3 separate regions of the Homo sapiens genome follow, and regions 2 and 3 are each linked to region 1. Evidence: chromatin loops called from intact Hi-C (ENCODE). Cell type or tissue: PC-3. All regions are shown on one strand. Each heading gives the region's core, and the rest is flanking DNA. Links, peaks and the distances in the headings are about the cores only.

What was found. Peaks named below come from ENCODE experiments on the same cell type or tissue, not always from the same donor. Only the 100,000 strongest peaks of a DNase experiment are listed, where the experiment ranks them.
Region 2: it touches region 1 in a loop (3-fold over the local background); 3 of 110 quality-filtered maps call a loop at or near these places.
Region 3: it touches region 1 in a loop (2.8-fold over the local background); 2 of 110 quality-filtered maps call a loop at or near these places.

The regions. Positions count from the first base shown.
Region 1 is chr7:81,292,578-81,303,935 of GRCh38, forward strand. No RefSeq gene overlaps it. Among named protein-coding and RNA genes, the nearest start is that of SEMA3C, 380 kb to the left of the region's middle. RefSeq lists an enhancer at 2,132-2,633. In PC-3, for the core only: no CTCF peak of the experiment used is centred there; a DNase peak (open chromatin) is centred at 6,934; H3K4me3 peaks cover 477 bases; H3K27ac peaks cover 1,786 bases.
Region 2 is chr7:81,443,108-81,454,465 of GRCh38, forward strand. No RefSeq gene overlaps it. Among named protein-coding and RNA genes, the nearest start is that of HGF, 320 kb to the right of the region's middle. In PC-3, for the core only: a CTCF peak has its summit at 4,466 (motif pointing left); a DNase peak (open chromatin) is centred at 4,454.
Region 3 is chr7:81,006,320-81,017,677 of GRCh38, forward strand. No RefSeq gene overlaps it. Among named protein-coding and RNA genes, the nearest start is that of SEMA3C, 93 kb to the left of the region's middle. RefSeq lists an enhancer at 6,572-7,075. In PC-3, for the core only: no CTCF peak of the experiment used is centred there; a DNase peak (open chromatin) is centred at 6,952; H3K27ac peaks cover 1,553 bases.

The DNA of each region.
Region 1 (11,358 bases), core at 5,504-8,003:
ACTGGACAATGTCCATGATAGGGATCATCCCCACAGAGCATGTAGCAATACCAAGTCAACTATACCAATGGCAAGTTCCCACTGGTCACCAGAGGTAGCTTCAGTCACTTGAGTACTACATATCTATGGACAGTATTGCCTTGAAGACTTTTGGTCTTTAATGTCTGTTATGACCATCCTTAATATGCAAATCATTGTGTTTTCAGTAGGGAGGCAAATTAATGCCTGACTTTAACAGTCCTACCTTCAGCATACCTGACATACAATGGTGAAACAGCGCAGGGAAATGCAACAAATACTCCTACTGGCAATTGAAAGAATCAGAGCAAAACAGCAGATAGTGGTCCTTCAAACTTCTGAGATCTTCTTGGGCAGATACTTAAATAGCTTGCCATCCTGGGAATGGGATATGTCTCATGTTCAGCTCTGATTCTGCTCCTTGGGAGTAGCCATTTTTATCCTCATTCTCTTTTGGTGATTCTTTCTTTTCCATTATCATCTTTAGCTACCTGTGAAGTGATTATGCAGTTTCACATGCTCTTTGGAGACTGACGAGCTTTTTCAACTTGCTTCCTACTCTTAGAAGGTTGACAGCCCAAAGATTGGTTATTTTGATTCTTATATATTTTTAGTCACAGATTCTGATAGCTCAGCTGGTGGTTTTATTGGCATTACAGCTGTCTACAATTTTTAGTAGATGTATCTAATTCTTCTTAGCTCCATGTGCCATAACTGTAGCCATTATTCTTTTTATAATATAATTCTTTAATCTTCTGTATTTTGTCTCCTTCCTCAGATTCTCCATCGAAAGATGGAGATTGTATCCATCAGGCTTTGTATCTATCAGGATTGTATCTATCAGGCTTCAGAAACAATACAGTTAAGTTTTAGGAACCACTTCACCCCAAACCCCATCCCAAACATTTTGGCTAATTGAAATCACATATTAGGGGCCACCTTAATTGATTCAAAGTTTTAACAATGAGTATGGTCTTTTTGACCACTGAGGAAGTTGAGATGTTAAGTAATTTACCCAAATCACAAAGCTAATAAGTGACAGATCTGGACATTGAACCTGGACAATGCCTATAGATGCTACACAGTTAAACATTGTGCTTCACTGCTTTTTAATGATGATGGCTATCATTTACTTTCCATAAAGCAGGCCAGATGTGAGCTATGTGGACACCTTCACACTGGCTACAGCTGAGCACAATCTATCAAGGAAGTTACTCAGAAGCTTTTACTCAAGATCATTATATTGTCACAGAATCTTTTGGGTGTTGCTTTTCCAGCTGGAAACCTCTGTGGCTGGTGGCACTTTTGCCTAAGTTTAGCTGGTGCCCTCTGGGCTCATTCTGCCCACAAGGCATGGCAGGTGGCTCTTGGCTCATGCTACTGGCCCAGATCCCATACATACTAGGGGCAAGCCAGGCATGGAGTGGTGAGGGGTATGTGAATGAGCAAGCACAGGGTCCAGCCACTGGGTACAGTCAGGCACGCTGACTGCTGCAGTAAGATGGGCAGCTCCAGGCACTGGCACAGGCACAGGCTCTGTGCAAGCCTGTGGCTGGATCAGATGCACCACAAACAGCTTCCACTGTGGGCACCTGCATCTGGACAAGGGGAACATGGTGGCACCTGGAAGCTTGGAGATGAGAGAAACTACAGAGCCCTAAAGTGGGTGTCATAGCCACGGCTCTGGGAGCCCCTAAGTTTGGGCTTCCTAAAGGGCTTCAGCTCTTCTGTACTCCTTGTTGCCTGTAACGTGGCAGGTTGAGAGGTGTGTTTCAGCCCTGTTTGTCTTACAGCAATTTCAGTCTTGCCTTTCAGAAGGTCCTGAGTTCTTGTCCTGTGCCCAGAATGCATGAGGTATGTGGACAACTGGAGGGTGAGCAAAGTGGAGAGGAGCTTTACCGAGCAACAGAACAGCTCTCAGGAAACCCAAAGTGGGTAGCTTCTTCCACAGGCATGTCATCCTGATGAGTGTCCAGCTCTCAACAGAGAGGAGACCTGGAGTGGGTAGCTCCTCTCTGCAGGCAGGCAGTCCTGATGAGTGCAGCCCTAAGCAGAGAGAAGACCCAAAGAAGTTAATGCCTTTCCACAGGCAGGTCGTCCCAATGAGTCGAGGAGACCCACAGCTGGTAGTCCCAAGATCTCTGTGAGCCTGGCTAAGTCCGGGGTGTTTATGGGCTCAGAAACGATGGAGTGCATGCTGAACCATCCAGGCGCAGCCATGGGTGGGCCCAGAAAAAGCACCTAAGTTCTCACTCCGGGCTGCAGACTCCACCAGGAACTGGCAGCCCGGCCCCCAGGCTTCAAGCTGTTCCTGGATTGAAGGAGGGTTTTCAGCAGAGACCTGCCCCTTTCTGTCCAGGTACCTTTCTACCTCCTGCTGTCATTAACATGTCATCCTTGGTGCCCTGGCTGTCCATGCCATGGGGTGTCTAGAGGCCTGCGCTGAACTGCCCTCGGTAACCCCTTGACTCTCCCCTGTGCTCGTCGGTGCCCAAAGTCGGGAGGGGGCTGAGGCGACAGGGGGCTGGTGTGTCAGCGCTGCCATGAGTATGCACACATCTAGCAGAGGTGTGACAACACCCAGGCTCAGCCATAACTTTGCTGAGTGGGCACTGGGATTGGTGAGAGGCCAGGGTGTGGGAGCAGGCAGTTCTGAGTCTGCGGGGGCAGGGGAGACTTCTTGGACGCGGAGACCACAGTGATGCCTGGGTCTGGAGCTACTGCTGGGTTGCTGCAGCTGTGCAGAGGAGTGTGTGGTTCCTACCCCACTGACTCAGTAGGGAGCAGTCCCACCTGTTCCTGGTCTCCACCAGCTTTGTGGAGCACACAGCCCTGGCCATGCCTCCCCCGCTGCAGCCAGCATCTTGGCAGAGGCCACTCCAGATGGGCTGCCTCTGCCGTCAATATGTGAGTTACCTTAAATATGCTTCTGCTGGAATGTAACTGTAATTTTTCTTTTCAATTTCTTCAGCTCCAAGGAATATAAACCTATTTTTAAAATGTTAACCCTGAGCACTCTAGAGTTCTAAAAAATTTAATCCTGACAGGGAAATGATTTCCCTTCCCCAGATTTCCATAAAGATAAAAAAAAGTGCTGAATAGTTAAGAAAAAGCAGAGGTTGTATGCATATTTACAAGGTGGTGTGAAGATGCATTGGGATATTAAACCATATTTGAGGAGACCTCAACCCTCACATGTGAACTTTCCTGTATAAGCACTCAAAACTGTATTTCTGTTTTCCCACCTATACATAAATTAATCTAATATTACAGAAGAACTAATTAGGGAAAGTTATTAACAAAGCTTAAATACAGGTATAATATAATGTAAAAGCAGCTTATATCTTGATATTGATATTCTTTACTCTTCTTCCCTTGGGATCTACCATCCGCACCAGTTCCCAGGCTATTCCTGATGCTTTTCATCTAGTCCTCAAGCAAAAAAGCCACATATATTTCAATATTTGTTTTCCTTGGAAAAATGCACTTGTCTTATTTTCTAGCTTTGTTCTCTTCTAAGGTACAAATAATAAATATATGATTAATTTATCCATACTAATGGGTGGATGAATACAAATGGCTAAAATGGTTAAATTCCATTTTAACATGATTTAAAAATTTTTTCTAGGGTTTCTATCACCACAACCCAAGGTATTGTGATAAAAGTAGTAGTAATTACAAATAATCTTCAGGTTAATTGGATAAATAACTTCAGAAAATTAGTCTGAGTACTATCCAAATTATCTGATGCAGGGAGACATCAACTCCACATTTATGGTCATTATTAGGTTAATTAATAGCTCTCTTAAAGGATAATGATCCCCAGGAAGTGACTTAGTCTTTACAAGTTTTACTGTAGAAGATGCCATTCCCTGTAAAAGACTGATTGTTCTGAGATCTATTTGTTTTCTTTATTCCTTCCTGATATGGTTCAGCCGTGCCCCCACCCAAATCTCATCTTGAATTGTAACTCCCACAATTCCCAAGTGTTGTGGGAGGAACCTGGGGAAGGTAATTGAATCATGGGAGCAGGTCTTTCCTGTGCTGTTCTCATGATAGTGAATAAGTCTCACGAGATCTGATGGGTTTAAAAATGGGAGTTTCCCTGTACAAGCTCTCTTCTCTTGTCTGCTGCCATATGAGACTTGCCTTTCACCTTCCACCATGATTGTGAGGTCTTCCCAGCCATGTGGAACTGTAAGTCCATTAAACCTCCTTTTCTTCCCAGTCTTGGGTATGTCTTTATCAGCAGCATGAAGATGGACTAATACACTCCCTTACATGTGGAAATTGTTACAGTAAGACTGACCAGTGTTGACAATTCTGGTGAAAATTGACCTTTACTCAGTTGATTTATGACATCTCAGCAAGGCTTTGTCATCGTTAACAGCAAAATATTCAGATAGATCCTCTAAAATAGGGCCCATACGTGTTATTTTATTGAAATCCAATAACTGATTTTTCACATAATAATTTCATGCAGAGAAAGAGAAGAAAACAAGAAAAAATTATAGCTTCCTTTTCTTGAGTCTCAGTTTTATATGAAAAATATTTACTTTGGAAAATTTACTTTGAATATTCACTTACATAACCAATAGTAAGCCCCTGTTAGGTTCGAAAAACAAAATAAACAGTAAAAATCATTTCATAGTCAATATGTAAAGTGACTAACTGTCCTGGCTTTCCCAAGACTGTTATGGTTTTGAAACTGTAAGTCTCACATCTTGGAAGTCCCCATAGTCCAAAGCAAACATTCCATATAACTATTTGCACACCTACTTATAATAAAATATTATTGCAGTAAAAAATTAACTTCAAATAATCTGCTTTACAGCATTAAGTAGTTTTCAATTATCCAGAACTAGCAACTTGCTGGCTAATGTGGCTTCTGAAATGTTCTGCTTAATGTAACATCTATTGCTACATCACAAATTGCCCCAACACTTGCCATCTCAAAACAACACAGTTTCTAAGGGACAGGAATCTGGGCATGACTTAAGGTTGTTTGACTGAAGGTCTCAGTTCCTTCCTTGCAAATGGTTGAAGGTTGCGCTCAGTTCCTTGTCAAACGGGTCTCTCCAACATGGCAGTTTGCTTTATCAAAATTGGCAAGAGAGTGAGTTTATTAATAAGACAGAAGTCACAATCTTATGTAACATAATCATAAAAGGAATTTGCTATATTTTATTCATTAAAAATAACTCTCTGGGTTCAATTCTCACTCAAGGAAGGAAATACACAAAAGTATAAATAGCAGGAGGTGATAACCAAAGGAGGCCATCTTCAAGTCTGCCTGCCATGTCTGGCACTCAGAGACTTTAAGACAAATTAGTTGTTTAGATATAGATATAAATATAGGTATAGATAAATATAGAATATTACCAGCATGCTCCCTTTCAGTCATAATTTTGCTTCCAAAGGTTAATCAGACATTTCTGAATTCTCTTACTTTACACCTCTGTTTCAATTCTGTTACCTTCACCTCTTTTTGGTCTTCATATGAATGGAATCATAGAGTAAGTACTCTTTTGTTTCTAGCTTCTTTTATTCAACATTTTGTCTTTGAGATTCATATATACTGCTTATGATTTTGATTACTATAGAGTATGTACTGTATTAATATATCATGACTTATTAGTATATCCTACTATGTCTTAATCAAAGAATAAATGTCATAATGAATCATCTTGCATTACAAGGTTTTATATCTCAATTTCCTTTGTTAAACCTTCTCCCTACTTCAGTCCTTTTTCACTTTCAGTTCTTCCATATGCTTCTGCCATTCTAGTCTTGACTCAAAGGGAGAGATTTATACAAACTCATTTCCACAAGGTGTTCCTGATTTAATATTAGAAGATATTTAATATCCTCTAATACCACCTTTAGGGATTTTGCCATCTAAAATTACAAAGGAATATCTCTAAAATACAGATCTCTGTATTTTAAGAAAAGGCACCTCCTAGGTGAGAGAGCAATTTGGTGATGAGGTGGGGGTGCTAGCTGATAAAACACATTGAAAACAACATACTCACTTCATTTAATAGAAATATAGGTTAGACTTTCAAAACTTTTATCATTTAGAGTTGCAAAATAATATGTATTATAGAATACAAAATGGAACTTTGAATTGAGATGATAATGTGATATCAGATCTTTAACCAAACACTCCAAGGTAAGGTGCTCATTCTCTCAGTACACCATTGAAATGATATTGAAATAAAACAGCAGAGATGCACACATGCACTCTTGGAAACAAGATGCTGAATGTGAACCATAGAGACAGCTAAAGAGGAAACACAAATGAACTACAGATTCAAGAGAGTAATTTGAAACTTTTTTTGAAAATTTTAAGCCCTTTATTAAATTCCTTCAAAGCTTGTTAGTATGTTAAAAGTATCACAGGTACTTCAAAATTATTTCTCCAAAAAATGCTGAACGTGTGTTCTAAGTTCTCCCACTTAGAATCCATAATTCTGAATAAGCCTGTTGTAACCAAATTTAGCATTTCTCATTCATGCTTGGGGAGCCATATCCACTTTTATCTTAAAACATCTATGTATATGTGCACGGATTTTCTAAAAAACAAACTGAATATTCAGTTATAGGTGTGGTAATTTTCCTTTTTATGCATTTGGAATTTCCCATGTGTTGAAATCCTTGCTTTACTTTTAGTTTTGGACAGCAGTCATATCTTCCAAATAATCTCAATCAACACGATGTGCTGAGGAGGAGAGGAGGGCACTCCCCTAAAGTTATGTGCCACGAGGAAATTTCAACACTTTCACAATCTAGCTTATTTTAAATAAACAAAAAATGGAAGTGGTTCATGCATAATAAATCCCTGCTGGGCTGTACTGTGTTTTCATGACTAATTTCTTTTGCTAACCACAGCTTCTCAGCCTATGACCTTTAAACGGCAGGCATTCTTTACAAAAACATGGGCTCACTGTCAGGGCTGTGCCTTTTCTTACTCATGAACTCCCTAGTGACTTGTTAACTGTCCAAACATAGATGTCTTCAAACAACTTATGGAAAATGCACTTGTAGGACTTTTTTGGTGCCATGAAGGGAACCTTCCTATTATAAAGTCAAAAACTAAAATAATAATAAAGAATAAGTTGCTACTCGAAAGACTGATCTGACACATTTTATTTTTCTTCACAGAAACAATTCTGGTAGGGACATTGAAGCATATTATCTAGTCGTCTCTTCATAACTGGGCAGAATGGCAAATCATCTCAGCTGAGATTTCTAGGTGACTTTCTGGAGGATAAGGGGGGAATTTGATGTAGGTGCTAGAATCTCCTACTCCTTCTACCACATACCTATTTTATGACTCCTTAGCAACCATTGACTCCAGGTCTTTTTGTCAGAGACACTTGTTTAACATTTTCTACTTGCTCCGTTTTCTGTTAGTTAGCTCTGCTATTTATTATGGATGTCTTTTAACTGCTTTTGACCTTGTAAGAAAAATCTCTCTGTTTCAGGTGTAATTTACTTACATAAATAATAGTGAAGTTCTCATCAAAACCAGGAATTATCATTGAACTTCTCTCACTGAGTAATTAGCTCAACAACAGAACTAACATTGTTCTCAAGTTTCATGTTAATCTCTTGAAAGTTGTAATTTGATTTTTCTCTTTCAAGAGTCTCTGTTATTCAAGCACAACATCTTCTTTGCCTTCTCAATGGCTGATAATATCCTTAGGAATCTAATGACTGTGCAAGTGTCTTACTTCACGTATTCACCCTTTCTCTTCAGCATTCATAGGTAATATATAGAAGCACCTTTTTCCAGCTTCAGTTTTCTTGGAGGTATTGCACAGTCATCCATCTTCGGAATTTGCCTCTGTAAGTACACTATTTTGTGTTATTTTTCCCTTCTCCATCCATTGCTAACTGGAGCATAGTTGGATAAAGGTATCCAACCCTTTGGATTAATGAATGTGATTTGTTTGCTTCTCTTGGCAGTTTGGAATAAGGATAAAGGGGTAATAACTATATGGCTGCTTGTGCTGAAGCTAAAAGGAAGATCACATATTACTGATCTCATTCGTAGTTCTTTTCCCCCACTGTGCTGCTGTTGTTTGCATGCCTCTTTTTCAGCATGTAAAAACATTTTCAACTTGCATTTTATTTTATTTATTTATCACTCCCTGCAGTAAAAAAACTCTTGAGGGTAGGTGCCATGGCTTATTCACTTTGAATTCTGATCTGTGTCTAGGACGGTGTCTAATAAATAGTATAGTATAGATTAAACAATTTTGCTGCTTTAGTCAGGTTGCATTTATGGCCTCTTTTGCTGAGTTGTTTTATTCCTCCTGAGATGTATTACAGTGACCTCGTAACTTAATCCCATTACATTTATTTATGATCCTGATAACCAAGACCAATTTGAATTTTGAACATGTTTCCTGCCAGCTATTGCTCATAGCTCTGAGACCAAAATTTGTGTGGTGTCTAATTTATCATTGATGAAAACATCAAACACCCCTTATGAAATATTATTATGTACGCCCTGAAGTTGGAGCATTGTTTCACTGATATTTACTTTTTGTTACGTCCCTTAGATAACTGTACACCAACCTTATAGTTTTATAGTTTAAATTCTGTTTACTAGTTTAGGACTAGTATGCAATGTTGAGATAAGATAAAATGTTTTTTACAGTTCAAGTAAAGCAGAAGTAAAAAGGTATCATCTATCATCTGAGGCTACTGTTGGTTTATAGAAGACAAAAGTATAAACATACAGTATATATTGAAAACAAATAATTTACTTAAAAATCTTTTTTTTTTCTGTAGAGGTCCCCTTTAAGAATCTTTTCACAAAATGCTTAATGATATGACAGTTGTTTTATATGAAAATGCAGAAAGAAAACTCAACCAGTAAATGTGTAAAGCTCTATGTTATTCCATAAGTTTATTTTTCAGATTATTTCAAGAGAGGAATTTATTCCAAAAAATATTTATTGATTATCTACTACAGGGCAAGTGTTATTATTCAACGTCCTAGAGATACAGCAGTTAAAAATCAGACAAAAGTCCCTGTCCTTACAGAATTTTACATCTTTGTAGGGGAAGAAGATAAATATATAAATATGGCATTAATGGCTCTGGAAAATACTAATAATAACAGAGATGGGGTTATAGATTATTAGGGGAATGTGGCACAGCAATTTCAAATAGGGGGCTCATGGAGGCCGCACAGAGCAGCAAGGATCTGAAAAGGAGAGGGACACTATGTAACCATCTAGGGAAGAGCATTCTAAAATTAGGCAAAAGCAAATCAAAAGCCTCGAAGCTCTGAGCCTGGGGGTTTAGGATAGGCAATGAGGCCAGAGAAGCTGGAGTGGGTAGCTAACAGGAAGAGCACTTAAGGCTGAGAGGTAATGGTGACTTTGACAAGGTTGTTAGCCATGCAGGTGGTGACATGGGCGTGGCACTATTATGGGTGTACTTTGAAGTTATACCTGACAGTGTTTGCTGACAATTGGATGGAAGTTTTGAGAAAAAGAGAAGAATCCAGGAAGACAAAGGTTTGGGTAAAGAACCTGGATTATTTATCTGTGTAAATAATGAATAAAATGCAATCAAGGTCTAGGTTTCTACATACTTTTATTATCTCATTAAAGTTTTGAAAATTCTGATTGGAAGTATCAAAAAATATTAATAAGATGAAATGACTTATCTGGCATTATGTAATTTTTCCTTTATTTCTCAAGGTATTTTAACATTAGAGTTTTTTTATTTGCCTTTTCTTTCCTGCTTTGAAATTCTGTTTCTAATACAGTAATTTTTCAAATTCTCAATTTTAAATTTCCATTGTTCTATATTATCCCTTCATACTTTTCCTAATTGATTCATATTTGTGTGACATACTTAGGGCAGAGTTTTCCAAATATGCAAGTTAAGGCTAAACCAGTATGATCATTATGGTGTGGTTGGCGTTGTACTCATTTTGAATATTTAATGCTTATTATTCACATCCACATTTGGGGCAGATAATACTTTCTCTAAGGATTAGAAATTAAGTCAGGTTAATGCATCTAAGGCTCTGCAGCTATTAAGCTGTGAAATTGTGTAAAAATGATTGGCAGAGAGATCTTTAATACAGGAAACCCATAAGTACCCTGTTAACTACTTAGGCAGACAAGTAGAGTGACCTAAGAGTGTCTTAGGTCACTTTTAGCAATAGGGATATAAATCATGCATTCTCTTGGCAGTTTTTCATTTTTGTTATGACTTACAACTTCATTTAGTGAAAATAGTGCTAGACTTATAATCATTTCTAACTGGCTTATTCCCAGTTTACAGTTTTATGGTTTTGCGATCTTGGACAAACGTTGTTTATTCTCTGTGTCTTATTTTATCATTATTATAAGGGAGAAAATAAAAAATTTTTTTGTTTCACATTTTTGAAATGGGAATCAAATGTCATTTCTGTAAATGCCTTTGGAAAGTTAATTATTAAACTGTAAACGGTTATAATTTTATATCAAATTCTCCCTTGAGCCTTAAAAAATGAATTATATTAAGTTATATTAGCCTCTGATGTTTCCAGCTTCTAGCACAATTGTGGCAGGCAACTTTGGCCTGATCTCCAGGTGCAGCAGCTTTTTGCTAGCTACTTTACTTTTCAAGGGTTAAAGTCCCAGACGAACCTTCTTTCCCTTAGTGAGATTTTGCCCCCAGTATTCTCTGAGAAAAAGAATTTCCAGCCAGGAAATGACTGCTGAGCTCAGTTCATTTCCTTCAGGATTTTCCTACCTGTGGCTTCTGCTATCTCTGTTCTCTAGAGGAACCAGGTCTAGCCCAGATCATTTCATTTCAGAGTGAAGTAGCTTTCGTGGATTGCTTTATCCCTCCAGATTGCATTTTTCTAATTTTTAAATGTAGTCATTAATACTAGCAATTCTAAAATTGTATCGACATAAATGTAATATACTGTGATTTGCTGTGAAGTAAAAAGGAAGTCATTTATTACTAATCAGAATCTACTATGTTTGGAAATAATTTAATTTTTCTATTTGTTTTCGTGGGTGGAGGAAATTTTCTATTTGTTTTCGTGGGTGGAGGAAAAGGTGGTTTGCAAATGTGATATACAAATTATTTTTATCTATAAGTGTGCCTTGTGATGGAAAATATTGAAAAACATTGGTTAGGACAAATGATTTCTAAATGGTACTTCTAGAAATTCTGATATAAAACTCAAGTTTTTAAAAAATCACCTTTTCTCTATAATGTTTAATTCTGGGGTCACTTCATGACAGCCAGGTGTAAGTTAGGCCTGAAAATTGACTGTGATGAAATGAGGAATCGGAGAACTGGAGAAATAGCACC
Region 2 (11,358 bases), core at 3,248-5,747, 150 kb after region 1:
TTTCATCCATGTCCCTACAAAGGACATGAACTCATCATTTTTTATGGCTGCATAGTATTCCATGGTGTATATGTGACACATTTTCTTAATCCAGTCTATCATTGTTGGACATTTGGGTTGGTTCCAAGTCTTTGCTATTGTGAATAGTGCCGCAAAAAACATACGTGTGCATGTGTCTTTATAGCAGAATGATTTATAGTCCTTTGGGTATATACCCAGTAATGGGATGGCTGGGTCAAATGGTATTTCTAGTTCTAGATCCCTGAGGAATCACCACACTGACTTCCACAATGGTTGAACTAGTTTACAGTCCCACCAACAGTGTAAAAGTGTTCCTATTTCTCCACATGCTCTCCAGCACCTGTTGTTTCCTGACTTTTTAATGATTGCCATTCTAACTGGTGTGAGATGGTATCTCATTGTGGTTTTGATTTGCATTTCTCTGATGGCCAGTGATGGTGAGCATTTTTTCATGTGTTTTTTGGCTTCATAAATGTCTTCTTTTGAGAAGTGTCTGTTCATGTCCTTCGCCCACTTTTTGATGGGGTTGTTTGTTTTTCTCTTGTAAATTTGTTTGAGTTCATTGTAGATTCTGGATATCAGCCCTTTGTCAGATGAGTAGGTTGTGAAAATTTTCTCCCATTTTGTAGGTTGCCTGTTCACTCTGATGGTAGTTTCCTTTGCTGTGCAGAAGCTCTTTAGTTTAATTAGATCCCATTTGTCAATTTTGTCTTTTGTTGCCATTGCTTTTGGTGTTTTAGACATGAAGTCCTTGCCCACGTGTAATCTTAAACATTTCCCCAAGTACGACATGTATTTATTTGAAAATTGTGCGTGGGAGTGTGAGTGTATGGAGGTGGCGGGGGGGAGGGGGGGTTAAGGTATCATTCTAATGAACAGTAAAAAGAGAAACTAAATTTAATTATTGAATTGTGTTAAAAATGTACATTCTCTGTAAGTGCTACCAAGAACGGTAAAAAAAATGAAAATTTCCAAATATTATTTTTCTGATTCACTCAAAATTTATTTATTTTAATTTTTATATTATTATGGATACATAATATGCTAATATATTAATATAGTACATGTGATTTTTTGATACAGGCACACAAAGTGTAATGATCAAATCAGGGTAGCTGGGAGTATCCATCACCTCAAGAATTTATTATTCTTTTTGTTAGGAAAATTCGAATTCCACCCTTTCAGTTATTTTAAAATATATAATATGTTATTGTTAAGTATGGTCACCCAAGTATTCTTAAGAGTATTTTTCCAAAACCAAGCAGGGAGAACAAGTTTACATGGCTATTACGATGATATAAAGATATGAAACTGTGAAAGCATATAAACTTGATAGGAATCATTTAATAAGGGCATACGGTCACTCGTTTTTAACCAATTAGGATTAAGAAACAAATGAGATTACTCAATTGGTCAGGGTCTATGTTTTTTTTCTGTGAACATTTACTCATTCATTTCACAAATATGCGTGAGATGAAAATACAGTGAAGAAGAAAGTTGAGGTTCTGATGCCTGCAAGCTTAGACTCTAGGACTCTAACATAGAGCTAGGTTAATAACATCATTTTGATCGAACTACTGTTGACGTTTAGGTGATTTATTTCCAAGACTCTGTGGCAACTTCCACTTTTTAGTAAAGGGACATTTCTTTGGAATTTTTTATTTTTATTTTTAAAACAGAAGACATTATGGGGAAATCCTGAGTAGAAGCCTCTTCTGCCTCCACTTGGGTTCATCTTCAAGAAGGTACCCTCATATCATTAACAGGCAGGAAACTTAACTTCCCGAGCGCCTGTCATAAGAAACTCTTCCCTAGCTATCAATGGAAGAAGAAAGGACCCAGAACACTAGCAAATCTCTTATTCTGTGATTCCCTAGTTTTATGGGAGCCCCTTTTTATTTATATTAAAATATCTTAACGGAGAAGTTAGGATGGGAGATAATTTTCATTTTTTAAGGCTCCAAATTGTATTAAATTTCTATTCAAAAGTTCATTGCTGAATCACTGCCTTGGAGTCAGAGTATTTGTTCCAAATTATTGATTTGGTTAAAGAGATCCACAGAGATGAGCAACTTATTGATTCCATGAAAATACCTTTGGTTCTAATATTTCATATTTTTTCACATTGGTGGAAAACAGGGACTTGGGACATATGTATGTTTTCTCCATCTAGCTTTCTGTAAGACTCAAGGCTCTCCTAATACATATGCTCTGCTTTCTACTTACGATCTTTTTCTTTGGAAAATATCTTTACAATATCAGCTAAATGAGATTAGAAATAAGATATCAAATTCATCAGGAACTCCATACTGAATAGATAAGAGTCTGCTTTCTCATACCAATAATGTTGGTGCCCAACTCAGTAGAAACAAATAAATAGGGTAAGTGTCCAGTAATTTACTTTTCAATAGTTATTTGTATTTCAGATCTTTACTCTGGCTCTTTCATAAGCAGCTTTCACATCAACATAGCTGAAATTCTTATCTAAAATCCATAAAGCCCCTGGGAGAATGAAGGTTAAGGAAAATGATTTTAAGGGAAACCACATCTTTCTCTTGAAAGTGATTGTATCTCTTAAGAGTTTTATATAAATAACTCAATCAAAAGCTCACCTATTTGAAGGCTTTTTTTTCAAGGCGCAAATATAAGATTAACTTCATATGGTTTATTTATTTTCACTTACTTGTTTACCTATCATTTTCTAAGTGCCCCAAATATATTCACCTCTCAAGGCTTGCTGCTTTCTGGACATAGGTATGTACAGAGAAGTCAAACAGTAAGTAGATTGCACCTACAAGAAATTGGCTCTTGATTAGCTCTTTGTAACCATATAGTTGGCGACCTCCCAAAAAGGAGAAAAGAAATGTAAACTCTGTTTTGCTATATGTTTCTATGTATCTTCTAATTAGATGTAATTAGTCAAAAGGCCAAGAAGTTTCAGACATGTCACCAACATGAATGAATATAACATTTTGAGTACATTATAAATGGAATGCATGTGTACTAAATGTAGGTAGAGGGAACTTATTTTAAAATCACTAGTCATATTTAAAGTAAACTTTAAAATAGTAATATTGTCATCATACAACGTATTACCTATAGATGTTACAACTCTTTTAGTTTTTGGAAGAGGTTACAGAAAATATCAGCCAAAGGAAATAGGAAAAAAAGTTAACATTATATGTTTACACTGGTTAGCATATTTGTCCCAGAGAAACAAGGCATATTTGAAGTTCTTCAAGCAGATCAGCAGGCCCAATATTTTAGGAAGGTTGGGTTTTGGCTTGGGGCTCTTTACCTCTCTTGAGACACAGAGCTTCCTGAAATTTACAAGGAGTGTTGTTCCTCCTACTCAGGAAAATGAGATGTATGTATACACACATAAAATACTTGACAGACTTTGTGAAACTCAGATTATCTGGTTTAGAAAAAAGATAGAATCAGATGCACATAATACTTTCTAATGCACATGCTCAATTTGTACATCTAAAGACAATGATAATTTCAAGGTTAAAATCATGTGATTTGCTAAATATTTACTGTTTTATATTAAGGAGGAAATCTAAAATTTGAAAAACACTTCGAGTTTAAAAATTGATCAACTATTTTGGAAAGCAATTTGCAAATGTGGATCAATAACTTTTGAATGAGCATGTCTGCTTTCAGAAATGTGTTTTAGAAGAATAATCTTAAATGCAGATTCATGTACAAAAATCACAACAATAATACATTATATATCAGAGAGTATGTATTTAGTATTTCCTGTATGCTAAGTTGTTTCTTCTCTATGTGTTTTACTCGCTAAATCAACAGCAATTGCCATATAGATGCTATTGCCTACTATTTTAAGAAAAAAACCATGACGCTTACAGGTGTTAATAACTAGCCCCACATTTCAAATGCTAATTGTCATAGTTGAGACATGAATCTAGGTCTACCTGAACTTTTGCTCTTACGGTACACTTTTTAGAGCATGGTTTCTATTAAAAAAATCAGAAGCAGCATAAATGTCCAATATTCATGGGAAGTTTAGGCACCACATAACTGTAGCTATAAGATGGAATACTTTTAAAAAGATAAAATAGATTTAATCAAACATTTTAATACTGTGAAAATTCTTAGGTCATAAAATTAAGCACATTAAAACAAACTCAAAAATATACGTGCCCTATGAACATAGTTTTATATGAGACTGACGACATTTGTCAAATATTAGTAAAAATTGCTTTTGGATTTTGCTTCTTTTTTCCTGTACATCAAAAAAATCATGCAGTGCCCTTCTAATAATAAATATAAACATTTTAACTATTTTTGTAATTGTTACTGATTTCAAAATTCTTTAACCATCAAAGAGGGCCCTTAAATTTGAAACTGACAGCAGAACTACGTGCAATGTCCCTGATAAGAAAGCTGAATGTGCTCCCTAGTGGCCACTGTGTTGTTAAAGTTCTCTGTTGTACTACTCCCTGTGAGGGATTCGTATTTACCTTCATCTGCTATGTGATGGTGGTGGGAAGGAACTGGGCATCACAAGACCAGGATAAACTGGCTGTGTTTTCTAACCAGGAAATAAGTTGTTTGGAGCACTTTATTTGTACGTCTCCTTGGGGAAAATTTAAAGTCTGATCAATCCATTTATACATAAATATTTAGCAACATTTAAAATTGTACTAACTTCTCTATTTTGTCTGCTTATATTTTAACACGTCTTTGTTTTGAGGACAGCTTAGCTTTTTTGCTACACAAACTAAATTCAGTGCTATTTATAGTACTTTATTTCTGAAGCCAATCTATATTTGAGGCTAAAATGTGGTCATTGAAATGATGAAAAGAGCCATGAAGTGATGATATATAAAGACATACGTAGGCTGGTCATGGTGGTTCATGCCTGTAATCCCAGCACTTTTGGGAGGATGAGGCTGGAGGATGGTTTGAGGCCAGGAGTTCTAGACCAGCCTGGACAACAGAGTGAGGCCCTGTCTGTACAAAAAGTAACAGTAAAATTAAAATATTAGCCAGGTATGGCACCTGTAGTCAGCTACTCAGGAGGCTGAGGCAGGAAGATCACCGTTGCATCTATCTTCTGTTCCAGGCTACAGTGAGTTATGATCGCACCACTGCACTCCACCTTGGGTGACAGAGTGAGACCCTCCCTTTAAAAAATAGACACAAATATCTAAATGGTGAATAAATGCATGTGCATAGTATAGAAAACCACAATACCTTAATAACATATATTACATTATTATTATGAATATAATTACTTGAACACAGGAAGAGACATAGATGTACTCTTGGTTGGGAAGATTCACATTATAAAGATATTATTATCCCCAAATTCAAATCAAAAGATAATATATGTCATATAAAAATCAAATAGGAAGCAAGGCTTAGGTTTAGGTTGGGGGCTTTAAAGTCTGGCTTGAAGTCTTAGCTTTAATGCCCACTTGCTGTATAACTCTGGAAACGAAACATAACAGTTCGGAGTCACAATATTCTTGTTTCTATAATATTGATAATAACAATATAATGTTTACTTTGGAGAATTATGAGATTTAAATGAATTCCAGGAATACTTGGCACAAAGAAGAAACTCAGTAAACGGTACAAAGATAATTATTAATTTTAACTCATTTGCATTCAGAATTCTAATAAAGTTAATTTGTTTTCTGAAAATTAGTAAAATTTATCTTGAAGAATAATTACTTAGAATAGGTAAGATATTCCTTAAAAAGAATGAAAATGGAGGAAAGTTGTCCTTCCCAATAATATATGTACATAAGGAATCAGCGAATGTATCTTCAAATCTATGAATTAGAGTAATATTTTGCTGATAAAAAGTTAGGTAGAAATGTACAATACAGTTGTATCTTAGCAGAGAGTTAGGTTCTAAAGCCAGTGTGTAGATCTAAATTTACTTATAGTGAACCTTATCTGTAAAAATCTCTCAGGAATGTGTTATGATGGAAACAACAGCCCTGAGTAAATTAGTTAATTTCTATATAAGGAGAGTGTTTTTACAAAACATACATTCTTCAACTACTAGACCAAACTTAGTGTTGGAAGAACTCACTAAAAGTGGCACTGAGTGGTCTTATGAACTGAGACCAATGGAGGAAACAAAGAAAATGGAAAGGCATTTCTTGTCTACTCTGAGTCAGAAACATTCTGCTGATTGAGCAGAAATGCCTGAATTGTTTATATATTTTCTTAACTTTTGTTCTTCCAAGTTATGTATATTTCATTTTCAAAAAGTTAAATGTATGTATAGTGGAGGGGGATCTTTGAAAAAAATGCAGAACCATATCATAATATGCTATTTTAAAAATACTGGTAGTGAAGACAAAGGGCAAATAATCTTGGGAGTTTTAGGGCCCCGCCCACTGCCGGTTCCTCCCCATACTACCATAGCTGAGGCTCTCTGGAAAGTGCCACCTCCTGGCAGGAGGCCAAACAGCACAAAAATAGAGCATTAAACCACCAAAGCTAAGAACCCTCATGGAGTCCATTGCACCCACCTCCCTGCCACCTCGACCAGAACAGGCACTGATATCCAAGACTGAGAGACCCATAGATAGTTCACATCACAAGACTCTGTGCAGACAGCCCCCACTACCAGCCCAGAGCTGGATAGACTGTCTGGGTGGCTAGACCCAGAAGAGAAACAACAATCACTGCAGTTGCACTCACAGGAAGCCACATCCATAGTAAAAGGGGGAGAGTACTACATCAATGGAACACCCTGTGGGACAAAAGAATCTGAAAAACAGCCCTTAGCCCTAGATATTCCCTCTGACAGAGCCTACCCAAATGAGAAGAAGCCAGAAAACCAACCCTGGCACTATGACAAAATAAGACTCTTCAACACCCTCAAAAAAATCACACCAGTTCACCAGCAGTAGATCCAAACCAAGAAGAAATCCCTGATTTACCTGAAATAGAATTCAGGAGGTTAGTTATTGAGCTAATCAGGGAGGAACCAGAGAAAGGCAAAGCCCAATGCAAGGAAATCCAAAGTATAATACAAGAAGTGAAGGGAGAAATATTCAAGGAAATAGATAGCTTAAAGAAAAAACAATCAAAAGTTCAGGAAACTTTGGACACACTTTTAGAAATGTGAAATGCTCTGGAAAGTCTCAGCAATAGAACTGAACAAGTAGGAGAAAGAAATTCAGAGCTCAAAGACAAGGTCCTCGAATTAGCCAAATCCAACAAAGACAAAGAATAAAGAATAAGAAAATATGAACAAAGCCTCCAAAAAGTCTGGGATTATGTTAAATGACCAAACCTAAAAATAATTGGTGTTCCTGAGGAAGAAGAGAATTCTAAAAGCTTGGAAAATATATTTGAGGGAATAATCGAGGAAAACTTCCCCAGCCTTGCTAGAGACTTAGACATCCACAAAGAATAAGCACAAGGAACACCCAGGAAATTCGTCACAAAACGATCTTTGCTAGGCACATTGTCATCAGGTTATCCAAAGTTAAGATGAAGGAAAGAATCTTAAGAGCTGTGAGACAGAAGCACCAGGTAACCTATAAAGGAAAAAGTATCAGATTAACAGCAGATTTCTCAGCAGGAACCCTATAAGCTAGAAGGGATTGGGGCCCTATCTTTAGCCTCCTCAAACAAAACAATTATAAGCCAAGAATTTTGGATCCAGTGAAACTAAGCATCATATATGAAAGAAAGATACAATCCTTTTCAGACAAACAAATGCTGATATAATTTGCCATTACCAAACCACCACTACAAGAACTGCTAAAAGAAGCTCTAAATCTTGAAACAAATACTGGAAACACAACAAAACAGAACCTGTTTAAAGCATAAATCACACAGGACCTATAAAACAAAAATTAAAGTTAAAAAAGCAAAAACAAATAACAAAAAAACCCAAAGTACACAGGCAACAAAGAGCACAATGGATACAAAAGTACATCACATTTCAATACTAACATTGAATGTAAGTGGCCTAAATGCTTACTAAAAACATACAGAACCGCAGAATGGATAAGAACTCACCAAGAAACTATCTGGTGCCTTCAGGAGACTCACCTAACACATAAGGACTCACATAAACTTAAAGTAAAGGGGTAGAAAAAGGCATTTCATGCAAATGGACACCAAAAACTAGCTGGGGTAGCTATTCTTATATCAGAAAAAACAAACTTTAAAGCAACAGCAGTTAAAAGAGACAAAGAGGGACATTATATAATGGTAAAAGGCCTTGTCCAACAGGAAAATACCACAAATCCTAAACATATATGCACCTAACACTGGAGTTCCCAAATTTATAAAACAATTACTAATTGACCTAAGAAATGAGATAGACAGCAACACAACAATAGTGGGGGACCTCAATACTCCACTGACAGCAGTAGACAGGTCATCAAGACAGAAAGTCAACAAAGAAACAATGGATTTAAACTATACCTTGGAGCAAATGGATTTAACAGATATATACAGGACATTTCATCCAACAACCACAGAATACACATTCTGTTCAACAGCGCATGGAACTTTCTCCAAGATAGACCATATGATAGGCCATAAAAGAAGCCTCAATAAATTTAAGAAATTTGAAATTATATTAAGTACTCTCTCAGACCACAGTGGAATATAACTGAAAATCAACTCCTAAGCCACGCAAATACATGGAAATTAAATGACCAGCTCCTAACGGAGCACTGGGTCAAAAATGAAATCAAAATGGACATTTAAAACTTCCTTGAACTGAACAGCAATAATGACACAACCTATCAAAACCTCTGAGATACAGCAAAGGCAGTGCTAAGAGGAACGTTCATAGCCCTAAATGCCTGTGTCAAAAACACTGAAAGTGCACAAACTGACATTCTAAGGTCACACCTCAAGGAACTAGGGGAACAAGAACAAACCAATCCCCAAACCCAGCAGAAGAAAGAAAATAACCAAGATCAGAGCAGAGCTAAATGAAATTGAAACAAAAAAAATACAAAAGATAAATGAAACAAAAGGAAAACATAAATAAAATTGATAGACCATTAGCAAGATTAGCCAAGAAAAGAAGAGAGAAAATCCAAATAAGCTCATTAAGAAATGAAACAGAAGATATTACAACTGACACCACTGAAATACAAAAGGTCATTCTAGGCTACTATGAACACCTTTATGCACATCAACTAGAAAACCTAGAAGAGATGGATACATTCCTGGAAAAATACAACCCTCCTAGCTTGAATCAGGAAGAAATAGATACCCTGAAAAGACCAATAACAAGCAGCAAGATTGAAATGGTAATTTTAAAACTACCAACAAAAAAAGTCCAGGACCAGATGGATTCACAGCAGAATTCTACCAGACATTCAAAGAAGAATTGGTACCAATCCTTTTGACACTATTCCACAAGATAGAGAAAGAAGGAACCCTCCCTAATTCATTCTAGGAAGCCAGGATCGCCCTAATACCAAAACCAGGAAAGGACATAACCAAAAAAGAAAACTGCAGACCAATATCCTTGATGAACATAGATACTAAAATCCTCAACAAAATATTAGCTAACAGAGTACAACAACATATCAAAGAGATAATCCACCATGATCAAGTGGGTTTAATACTGTGGATGCAGGGATGGTTTAACATACACAGGTCAATAAATGTGATACACCACATAAACAGAATTAAAAACAAAAATCACATGATCATTTCAATAGATGCAAAAAAGCATTCGACAAAATCCATCATCCCTGTATGATCAAAACTGTCAGCAAAATTGGCATACAAGAGACATACCTTAATGTAGTAAAAGCCATCTATGACAAACCCACAGCCAACATAATACTAAATGGGGAAAAGCTGAAAGCATTCCCACTGAGAAGTGGAACAAGACAAGGATGCCCACTCTCACCACTCCTCTTCAACATAGTACTGGAAGTCCTAGCCAGAGCAATCAGAAAAGAGAAAGAAATAAAGGGCATCCAAATCAGTAAAAAGGAAGTCTAACTGTCACTGTTTGCTGACAATATGATCACTTACCTTGAAAATCCTAAAGACTCCTCCAGAAAGCTCCTAGAACTGATAAAAGAATTCAGCAGAGTTTCCAGATACAAGACTAATGTACACAAATCAGTAGCTCTTCTATACACCAACAGCAACCAAGCAGAGAATCAAATCAAGAACTCCACCCCTTTTAAAATAGAATCAATATTGTGAAAATGACCATAGCCAACAGCAATCTACAAATTCAATGCAATCCCCATCAAAATACCACCATTATTCTTAACAGACTTATAAAAAACAATTCTAAAATTCATATAGAACCAAAAAAAGATCCCCCATAGCCAAAGCAAGACTAAGCAAAAATAACAAATCTGGAGATATCACACTACCTGATTTCAAACTATACTGGTTTGGTGACTATAGTCACCAAAACAGCATGGTACTGGTATAAAACTAGGCACATAGAATAATGGAACAAAATAGAGAACTCAGAAATCAACCCAAATGCTTACAGCCAACTGACCTTTGACAAAGCAAAAACATAAAGTGGGGAAAGGACACCCTTTTCAACTAATGGTGCTGCCATAAGTGGCTAGCCACATGTAGGAGAATGAAACTGGATCCTCATCTCTCATCTTATACAAAAATCAACTCAAGATGGATTAAGGACTTAAACTTAAGACCTGAAACTATAAAAATTCTAGATGATAACATTGGAAAAACCCTTCTAAACATTGGCTTAGGCAAGGATTTCATGACCAAGAACCCAAAAGCAAATGCAATAAAAACAAAGATAAATAGCTGAGAGCTAATTAAACTAAAGAGCTTTTTGTATGGCAAAAGGAACAGTCAGCAGAGTAAACAGACAACTCATAGAATGGGAGAAAAATCTTCCCAATCTCTACATCCAACAAAGGACTAATATCCAGTATCTACAATGAACTCAAACAAATCAGTAAGAAAAAAGCAAACAATCCCATCAAAAAGTGGGCTAAGGACATGAATAGACAATTCTCAAAAGAACATACATACAAATGGCCAACAAACATATGAAAAAATGCTCAACATCACTAATGATCAGGGAAATGCAAATCAAAACCACAATGCAATATCACCTTACTACTGCAAGAATGGCTATAATCAAAAAATCAAAAAACAGTAGATGTTGTCATGGATATGGTGAACAGAGAACACTTCTACATTGCTGGTGGGAATGCAAACTAGTACAGCCACTATGGAAAACCGTGTGGTGGTTCCTTAAAGAACTAAAAGTAGAACTACTATTTAATCCTGCAGTCCCACTACTGGGTATCTACCCAGAGGGAAAACAAGTCATTATTTGAAAAAGATACTTTCACA
Region 3 (11,358 bases), core at 5,620-8,119, 290 kb before region 1:
TTTAGGATCTGTTTACCAAGTTGAGTGTTACAGAAGACTGTTGTTTTCTCACTTCATTAGAAAGGGTATTGCTCATCTACTTTAAGGTCCAAAAGTAGTTTTCCACTTTTACTCAGGAGTGGTACATTCCAGCCCCACCAGATCCTAGGTGACAAAAATGGCCTCACAAAAATGCACTGGGAACCATGAGCATCGCAATTTGGAAAACTGGACTGGCTACACAGGTCCAACTCGGCCACCAGAAAGCATTGAAAGAACAGTTTCAAAAATTTCTGTAATATTCTTCATCCTAATCAGTTTTTTATTGGACATCCTAAATAGACATAACATGGAAAACTCTGCTTTTTCTTATTTTGTAAAAGGAGAAAGAAGGTAGAAGTTGATATCCGAGATTTACCAATAACCAATGCTCTCCTGGTAATGACCTCAGAGAAACACAGTATCTGTGGATCTGCAGGAGGCCTGGGCCAATGAATCCCAGCTCCACTGCTCCCAGGAGCAAATTACAAGTCAAAGTGATTCATGGGCATCAATATTCTTGCAGGCAAACAAGGGGTTTTGGAACATGGAGATTTTGGTGTTAATGTCAACACACAACATCAGCAGTGGCTGGAATAATAAGGCTTGAGTCCATGTTGCATAGAGATAAAGAAACTGAGGCTCCTGTCACAGCTCTAAATTAAAAATCGTATTAATGAAATGATAAAATAAGTAAAAATTGATATCTTTATTATTATTCCGAATTAACAAACACTGTTGTGGATGAGTCTAAACATCAGTGTAAATTGTTACCAGATTTTTCTTCTTTCTACCTGAAAGCACATAAAATATGCTTTTTAAATGTGTACAATATGGTTTAATAAATTTGGATTCCTCCTCCATTCTTTCTCCTCCCTTTAGCTCTTGGCTGACCTAACTGGGACTGGAGCCACTCCCTTCATTTTCCAGCAGAGAACATATTTATTCTTCTAACTTACGGTAGCCTGAGGTTTCTAATCAAATCCAAGGATTTAGGATTTAGCTTGAAGGCATCACCACAACACATTACAGTACAGATAAGTTGCTTTAAGTGTCACTCTCTATAAAGTTTCTAGAATACATTAATAATTGAGGCTATTTTCTCAAAGTTCTGATTGTTTTAACAGTTTCAACTGATATTTAATCAAATGCTATTTTTAAATTAACATTATTATTTATTTTATTTTATCCATATTTCTTTTTAAATCAGTACTTGGATAAATAAAATTCCTTCCCCATGGCATAAATTCAACTCTATTTGTTGAACAAATAGAGACTCTGTTTTGGGGAATATGTAGAAATCCAGGTACTAGAGAGAAAGAATTGTGCTCTCTATTTATTTACACTAGAATGTTTTACATATAATGGAAGTTCAGTAAACTACTACCGAATTGAACTAAAGCATATTTTTATTTCTGCTTTTAAAATATTTTCAAAAACTAGACTATAGGTTTAGATAGGCTAACAATTTATGTAGATATCAATAGTCCTGACTTCAAAATAAGTGTTAAAGAAGCTCAGTGGCAGCAAAAAAATGTGAGATGATTTCAGAATACCCTTCCACCTGTCAGACAGGATAAGACACATGCTAAATATGGAGAAACAGCCAGTGATTTGTTACTCTGGTGATGGATCCATGGATATTTGAAAAAGTATAAACCTGGGGCCAGATGAAAATAAAAAAAAAAAGCATAGATAGCACCAAAATTTTGCTTAGCCATGTCTAAAAGATGTAAAAAATGAAGAATATTTTAATATTGGTGGAATTGGAGGAAGGATTCAAAAGCAGATAGGTAAATGGTACCAGGAGATTAGAAGACTGGGATGCAAAAGTGGATAATTCAGCCATTTAGAGAAGATTACAAGGACATGAAGCTCAGTCACTGTAGGAATCTCTAAATTGGGTTGATATTGTGAAAAGAGCATGAGCATTAGAATTAGACAGACCTGGAATTTAATCTTGTCTGTGGCTTTTAGCACATTAAATAATGTGTTTAAGCCTCAGTTTATTTCAAAAGTTGGAACAATGACATTAAATATGTTTGAAATATCTAGGACAGTACCTTTCACATTGTAGAGGCTCAGTAAATACTAATATGTATATTCTTATGAATCCATAATGAGTAGATGTATAAGCTGTAACACCGTTCCATGGAGAATCAAGGTCAAAGGAAAGTATCCTCTAGGACAGATAGATTGTGATATGGTATACCAAGATGACCTTGAGTTCTGAGGAACCAGGACCAAGACTATTAACTGCTGAGACAGACAGCAGTTATCTACTTGGAAAGTTTGGTACAGTATATGAATGTCCTTATTTTCCCAGTTAAACAGATTTTTTTTTAGATGGAGTCTTGCTCTGTCGCCCAGGCTAGAATGCAGCGGTGTTACCTCGGCTCACTGAAAGCTCCGCCTCTCTTATTATTATTATTATATTATTATTATATTACCCAAATAAATATGTAATTGCAAACTGAGATTTAAAGATCTATAATTGAAATTAATATACTTTTTAAAAGACTATGAGGGAGACTCAATTGAAACTGGAAAGTCAAGGAAGTTCATTCTGAGGAAGCGAATTTAGACTGATATCGAAAGGACAAAAAGGCAAAGAATCTCAGAAAGTAGACTATTCCGGTAGAGGACTCACATTTAAGGAGTCTTTGCAGTAGGAAATGGATGGAGGAGCAGTGTGGCTGGCTGGCACATAATGACCATGGGTCAAGTAGAGACATGAATTTGGAAGGGTCATGTTAGTCAGGAAATGTCTGGGTTTTACTTTAAATGCAATGGGAAGCTATTAAAAGCTTTAAAGATGAAAGACCTATTAAAATTCCAACATTAAGTAATAGACTGGCAACTTAACAATGTTGAAAGGTTGACTGGAGGAAGAAATCGTGAATTTGAGGCTTCTAGGCTTAAGTAGTCCAGACAAGCAATGAGGGTGGCTTGGATGAGGGTATTGACAAAAAATGGATGGTAGTGGTCAGATTTCAGGTGCCCTTGGGAAAGTTAGATTATTTGAGCTTCACTTTTATCCACATTAAATGAGTGTAACAGTAGATATTTAATTGAGATATTATTGATAAAGGAGATAATTGTAACCTTAGTTTTTTGTTGTTGTTTGTTTGTTTTTTGAGACGGAGTCTTGTTCTGTCGCCCAGGCTAGAGTGCAGTGGCAAGATCTTGGCTCACTGCAACCTCCACCTCCCAGGTACAAGCAATTCTCCTGCCTCAGCCTCCCCAGTAGCTGTGATTACAGGCGCACACCACTATGCCCAGCTAATTTTTGTATTTTTAGTACAGATGGAGTTTCATCATGTTGGTCAGGCAGGTCTCAAACTCCTGACCTCAGGTGATCCACCCGCCTCAGCCTCCCAAAATGCTGGGATTACAGGCCTGAGCCACCGTGCCCGGCCTAACATTAGTTTTAATAAGAAATCTGTTGGCCGGGCGTGGTGGCTCCTGCCTGTAATCCCAGCACTTTGGGAGGCCAAGGTGAGCTGACCACAAGGTCAGAAGATGGAGACCATCCTGGTTAACACAGTGAAACCCCGTCTCTACTAAAAATACAAAAAATTAGCTGGGCGTGGTGGTGGGCGCCTGTAGTCCCAGCTACTTGGGAGGCTGAGGCAGGAGAATGGCATGAACCTGGGAGGCGGAGCTTGCAGTGAACCCAGATCACACCACTGCACTCCAGCCTGAGTGACAGAGAGAGATTCCGTCTCCAAAAAAAAAAAAAAAAAAAAAAAGAATTTATCACAATTTACTTGTCAATGTTACCTTTGACATACATTCAGATATTTTTCCTGGTTTGGGGCTCTTTTAAATAATGCTTCTATGAACGCTCTTGAACAAGTTGTGTGATGCATATATGTGTGCAGTTCCCTTGGGTGTATGTCTAGGAATGGAATTGTTGGGTGTGTGTATTTGTAGCGTTAGCAAATATTGCCAAACAGTTTTTCAGCCTAATTTTCATCTTTTTACATTCCTATTGGCAGTGTATAAAAAGTATTATAGTTTAAATCTGCACCAACTTATCATGGCCTTTTTCAAATTTAGCCATTCTTTTAGGTGCTTAATGATGATACATGGTAGTTTAAGTCTGAATTATTTGATGAGTAATGATGTTAAAAATCACTTTTTAAATATTTTAAATGAACATTTGGATATCATCTTTTGTCATGTACCTAATCAATCATTTATTCTTTTTTCCTTTAAACTAGAGATTCTGTTTGTTTTTTTTCTCATTGGTTTGTGGGAGTTTTTTGTGTATGCATTATGAATACAAGCCTTTGGCAGATTGATATATTGCCACATCTTCAACTCTGAGGCTTTTTCAGTTTTGGTGATATCTTTTGACGAACTGAAATATTTAATTTTAGTGAGGTTGAATTTATTAATTTTTTGTTAATTTGTAGTGCTTTTAGGTCCTGCTTAAGAAATGTTTGCTTACTTCAAATAAGAAAGAAAGCTACTCTCCCATCTTAATAAAGTTTTAAAAACGTATTGTTTACCTTTTACATTTAGGTCTGCAAACATTTGAAATTGACTTTTGTGTATGGTGTATGCTGGAGATAAAGTTTATTTCATTTTTCCATGTGAATATCCAACTGAATCAATGCCATGCATTGAAAAGACTACTTTTCTCCATTGTATTGCAGTGGCACTTTTTGTAAGACAGCTGACTCTGTAAGTGAAAGTCTGTTGCTGAACTCTATTCTGGCCTATTTGTCTTGCTTGCACCAATAATAGAATGTTTAAAATAAGTCTAGATATCCAATGATATATACCAGTGAATATTACTCTACTTTGAGAATAGATTGACTATTCTTGAATTCTGATATGGTTTTTTTTTTTTTTTTTTGAGATGGAGTCTCGCACTCTGACCCAGGCTGGAGTACAGTGGTGCCATCTTGGCTCACTGCAAGCTCCACCTCCTGGGTTCACACCATTCTCCAGCCTCAGCCTCCTGAGTAGCTGGGACTACAGGCACCTGCCACCACGCCTGGCTAATTTTTTGTATTTTTAGTAGAGATGGGGTTTCACCATGTTAGCCAGGATGGTCTCAATCTCCTGACCTTATGATCCGCCTGCCTCGGCCTCCCAAAGTGCTAGGATAACAGGCGTGAGCCACTGTGCCCGACGGAATTCTGATACAAGTTTTAAAAACATTTTTCCAACTTCTAAACACACAAACATGAAAAATAATCTTCTGGGATTTTGTTGAAGACTAGTTTTTTTCTATCCATCAATTTTTGAAGAATAAATATTTTGACAATATGTACTTTGGCTTGTTTAGGCCTTCTTTAATTTGTCAGTGACATTTTGTAGTTTCTGTTTAGATGCTTGTGTATTTAGCATTAAATTTATTCTAAGTTATTTGATACTTGATTCTTTCATGAATGGTATCTTTCTTAAATTTCATTATCTAACAAATTGTAAATGTATACAAAATGATTTTTGTATACAGATCATGTGAATCTATGGTCTATAATATGTGTTCTATTTTTAGAATCTGGATTATTTAGGTTTTCTGTATTCTACTATCTGTGAATAAAGGTAGTTTTAGTCTTTTATCACCATTTATATATTTTATTTCTTTTTCTTGCCTTATTACACTGGCTAGGACTTCTTGTACAACGTTGAATAGACATGATACTGGGTATTTTATTTCTGACCTTAAGAGTAAAGCTTTCAACACACCACTAATGTGTATAATGTTTGCTGTTGGTCTTTGTAGATATTTTAGAAGGTAAAAAAAAGTTCTATTCTAGTCATTGTTTTCTTAGTTTTATTATTATTGATAGTGTTGAATTTTATCAAAAGAAAATTTTCATCTTTTGCCATTATCTTATCATTTTCTCCCTCTTTATTAATGTGGTGAAATTATCTTGCTTGATATATATAATTTTAATTTCTGCATTATATATAGTTGAATTAAGGCTATGGATACAATCTTTGGATCTTTAGCATAACTGCTTTTGCCAAGTTTGGAAAATTTTTAGACATTAGCTTTTCAGTACTGTTTTAGCCTTATGCTCTCTCTCCTGTTTCTGGGACTCTACACATATACTATATATTTTTTTCTTTTCATAACATCCCATACTTTCCTTAGGTTCTTTTCTGTCCCTTCCTTTTTGTTTGTTTGTTTGTTTTGAGACGGGATCTCACTCTGTCACCCAGGCTGGAGTGCAGTGGCGCAGTCTCAGCTCACTGCAACCTCCGCCTCCTGGGTTTACGCCATTCTGCTGTCTCAGCCTCCCAAGTAGCTAGGACTAAAGGTGCCCGCCACCACACCTTGCTAATTTTTTGTATTTTTAGTAGAGACAGGGTTTCACCGTGTTAGCCAGAATGGTCTCGATCTCCTGACCTTGTGATCTACCTGCCTCAGCCTCCCAAAGTGCTGGGATTACAGGCATGAGCCACCGTGCCCAGCCTCTACTTTTCTTCTTAATTTTTTTAGACTCTTTCTCTGTGTATAGATTTAAAAAATTAAAGAGAAGTATTGCTAACTGTAAGCCCATTTTTTCCTTCTGTCTCTCTTGGATTTTGCCTTTTAAGTTCTAGATACCTCACACTAATTTCTGTCTCTTGATCCTACCATATTTTCCCTACATACCTCATGTGTTTACCAAAGCTATTTTGTTTCTCAGCTTTTTGTGTTTTTGCTTTGGCTTCTGCCTTGTTTCTCAATCTCTCTCTCCAGCAAATGATCTAAATATGAAAGCTGCTTACAGAATGTCAGGTAACCCTTTTGTGATTGACCTCTTTGAGGGATCTTGACCCCTCAAGTCCTGATAGCCTCAGCGACTCTTCCAGTGACTTCAAACGAAGCCTCTCCCTCTTTGTAATTATATCTGTTTTTTTCTAGTTGTTCTCAGTGGGAGTGTTAGTCAGCTACTCTATTGCAGCCACCTCAGAAATTCCCTGTAAATTTGTTTTGATGACTCAAGAGTTTCATGTTGTTTTGAGTGTCAGAATCTGAGTGATTTAACAAGTATTGCATAAGCTTTAATAAAAGCCATAAAAACATGAAAAATGTTTGCTATAATATGTGTGAAATTCTTTAAATAGGCAACCCAAAGGCACTATGCCAGTGGAAGATTTCTTATTTCTGAAAGAATTGGAATGGAAAGGAATCCCAGTTTTTCTGAATCTGAGAACAGATTATATTAGAATATAAAATGGCAAAAACATATAAATATATAGTCACTTAGTATTTAGAGTGGAAAGAATATACTGATCACAGACTACAGGAATTTCCTTTGCAATCCATTGGAGACCTGAAATATTATTTCTCACTAGTTTTCCAGTTAGGGGAGAGGGAAGAAATAGGGTTGTGCTGTGGTCAGATGAGTAGTGAAAGCTTCAATGGCAGCAAGAGAATTCCAGAAGTTGAAAAGTTGCAGATCCATGGGGCTCAGGAACTGTTACCATTGGACAGACTTTTCACTTTTATTCTGCTAAGGGACATTAATAGGCAGTTGGATTTTGCCAAAAAAGAATTAAGATAGTGAATAAGAACTTATTGAAATGATTTTAAAACCCTGTAAATCATTTTCAGGTGAGATTATATTTTAGATGTGAATTAAAACATATCAAACCTATGTTTGATCTTTATTTTATGTATTAATTTTTCAGGACTAGGTCTAGTGTAAAACTAAATATAAACCAAATAACTAAATCAAATATAGAGATTAATATTCAGATACTTTAGATGATAAGAGGGGAACTTATCTATGCTTGTATCTCATGCATTAGGTCTGCATTTTCCTAAAATTATTGTATCCAAATTTTTTAATTGTGTCAAAAACATTACGTATTTACAAATAGGAACATTTTATTTTGAAATTGTGGAGTAAAATTTTTAAAACTAAAATATGTCTAGTATATAAAATTTCATATCGCTATATTTTATTATGAAGGATACATGTATTCATGCTCTAAAGGAGGAATTAGTCACAAATTTTTACATATTTTAGAGACATTAAAAGCTTTGGTATCATTATAGACATTCTAAATAAATCTCAAAAGCACTAATCTACAAAGAGTAACAATTCAGAGAGTCAGGGAGAGAGGATTATAGTTTCAGATGTAACAAGTTATTCACCATTATGGTTTGCATATTGACGGCTGTGGAAACTGTTGACTCATTAGTGACTTACACACTCAAGACAGAGTAAAATTTTGACTCAGCAATTCCATTTCTTATTCAACTGCGTTTATAACTTGACATTATTTAATCAAATAATTATTTTACAGAGGTTATGAACTCTCTGTCTTCCATTAAAGTAAATGTTTTATATCAACTTCTATATATTTATTTATTCTGAACATTATAATATGCCAAACAGTAATTTATTGCTAATATTTTATGGTTTTACCCCCTATGGATATAGAGTTGGGATGGAAATAATCTACCTGAGAATTAGAAAACCCCAAATCAAATCTTTGCTGTCCCACTACAGCATGGGTTAGGTTAGACAAGTCATTTTCTATCACCAGAAATAGAGATTCCACATGTATATTTATTAAATGTTATTTAATTATGTGATTATCTCAATTAACATAACTTCTAAGAATGAGCACAAGGATATTTACATTGCAACATATAATTATACAGCAATTATTATTTTTCAGTTTCGTTCATTGCAAATGCCTGGAAGCAATGGCAACCCAATAGGAATAGACACTACTTATCTATATTATCACCTTAAAATACCATTCCTCATTAAAAGGAATTATAGCTTTTGCAAAGAATACTGGACTTCAGCCATGTGGCAGAAAATATATAAATCAACCTGGAGAATTTCAGTGAGTCAATAATCAAGCATCTGTCAAACTCTGTTATTTTGTGTAAAAGGACACAGAAACCAACATAAATAGCTCACATTTTTCAAATATAGGAGAATAATTTGAACATAAGAAAGAATGATTAAGGGAATTATATAAAACATTAAAATAGGGTTCTGAGTTTATTATGTGATGAGAGATTGAAAGAGGTGGAGATGAGAGAGAGAACAAGGTGGGGCTGGGGGTGCAGGAATTGTAAAGGAATCAAGAAATTCATTGAACAACACCACTGGAGAAATTTGGCACCAACACCTGTTCCTTAAATTAGCAACTAAAATGAAATAATCAAGAATTTAGTCTGAATTTTCCTTATGATTGATAATTCATACTGTCCAAAGAGCTTTGGATGATAAGGGAGGGAAAGTTATTCTTTATGATAATATTTGATCTAATAATAACAAAGTATAATTAAATTTTTAAAAATTGTCATTTTAGGCTGGGCTTGGTGGCTCACACCTGTAATCCCAGCACTTTGGGAGGCTGAGGCAGGTGGATCACCTGAGGTTGGGAGTTTGAAACCAGCCTGACCAACATGGAAAAACCCCGTCTCTACTAAAAAATACAAAATTATCTGGGCATGGTCGTGCATGCCTGTAATCCCAGCTACTCAGGAGGCTGAGGCAGGAGAATCACTTGAACTCCCAGGAGGAGTTTGCAGTGAGCCAAGATTGCACCATTGCACTCCAGCCTGGGCAACAAGAGTTAAACTCCGTCTCCAAAAAAAAAAAAATGTCATGTACAGCTCCAGGTAAAATAAGTGATTTAGGAACTAACTCTCAATTGAAAACAAAGATGTAGAAAATTGACGGAAATGTTCACAATGAAGGGAATATGGTCCATGTTGGTTAGCATGACTAAGATGGTGAAAAAACACTGTATGGTTCCTCATGTGATGTTATATGAAACACAGAATAACTATGTTAGTCTTCTACTCCTATTACAAAATACTAGAAACTGGGTAATTTATAAACAATAGAAATTTATTTCTCATAGTTATGGAGGCTGAGAAGCCCAAGATCAAGTTGTTGGTAAGTTCAGTGTCTAGCGAGAGCTTAGCCTCTGCTTCCAAGATGGCACCTTGAACACTGTGTCCTCCAATGAAGATGGAAGGGCCAGGTAGCTCTCTGATGCCACTTGTTCCATCATCAACTCAAAAGTCTGAAGAGCAGTCTTACCTGAATATCATCTAAATTAGAAATGGGTGACACTCAAGGTATGATTCATTCTGTGACAAATTTCCCTCCAGCTGTGAGCCTGTGAAACCTAACAAGTTATGTGTTTCCAAAATACAGTAATAGGACAGGCATAGGATAGATATTCCCATTTCAAAAGGGACAAATAGAAAAGAAGAAAGGGGTAACAGGTCCCAAGTAAAACAAAATTTGATAAACTGACCATTGGTAAAAATTAAAAGCATTTGATGTTTAAAAGACATCCTTGCAAAAATGAAATCACGTGCACAGAATGAGAGAAAATAATTTATCCATTTATTTTTTCTGAGAAAGGGTCTCCCTTTGTCCCTCAGGCTGGAGTGCAGTGATGCCATCACAGCTCACTGTAGCCTCAACCTCTTGGCCTCAAGTGATCCTCCTACCGTAGCCCCCGAGCTGGGACTACAGGCATGCACCATCATGTCCAGCCGCATTTTTATTTTTCATCGAGAAGCAGGGGTCTCACTGTGTTGCCCTGGCTAGTCTCAAATTCCTGGGCTTAAGTGATCCTCCCACTTTGGCCTCCCAAAGTACTGGGATTACAGGTGTAAGCCACTGCACACAGCCAAAAAGATATTTTTAAGTAGTTATGATAAAGGTACAGAATTTGTGGGGGTGGGGCAGGATACACACACACACACACACACACACACACACACAAAGAAAAATACCAAAATCAAAAACACCTCTTCCAACCCAATACAGTATCAAGAAAGCAGACAACTCAATTAAAATATGGGCAAAAGATTTGAACGGACATTTAGCCAAAGAAAATATGAATTGTCAGCAAGCAAAGGAAAAGATGCTCAACTTCATTAATCACTAAGGAAATGCAAATCAAAAACATGGTGAAATACTTCTACACACCCACTAGAATGGCTAAAACTAAATACATTGACAAAACAATGTATTGATGAGGCCTTGGATCAACTGGAACTCTTGTACATTTCTTGTGGGAATATAAACAAATACAATCTTTTTGAAAAGCAATTTGAAAGTTTTTTTGTTTTGTTTTGTTTTGAGATGGAGTTTTGCTCTTATTGCCCAGGCTAGAGTGCAGTGGTGCAATCTCGGCTCACTGCAACCTCCACCTTCCAGTTTCAAGTGATTCTCCTGCCTCAGCCTCCTAAATTGCTGGGATTACAGGTGCCCGCCACCATGCCCAGTTAATTTTTTTTGTATTTTTAGTAGAGACAGGGTTTCACTCCTGTCTCATGGTCAGCCTGACCATGTTGGTCAGGCTGGTCTAGAACTGCTGACCTCGTGATCCACC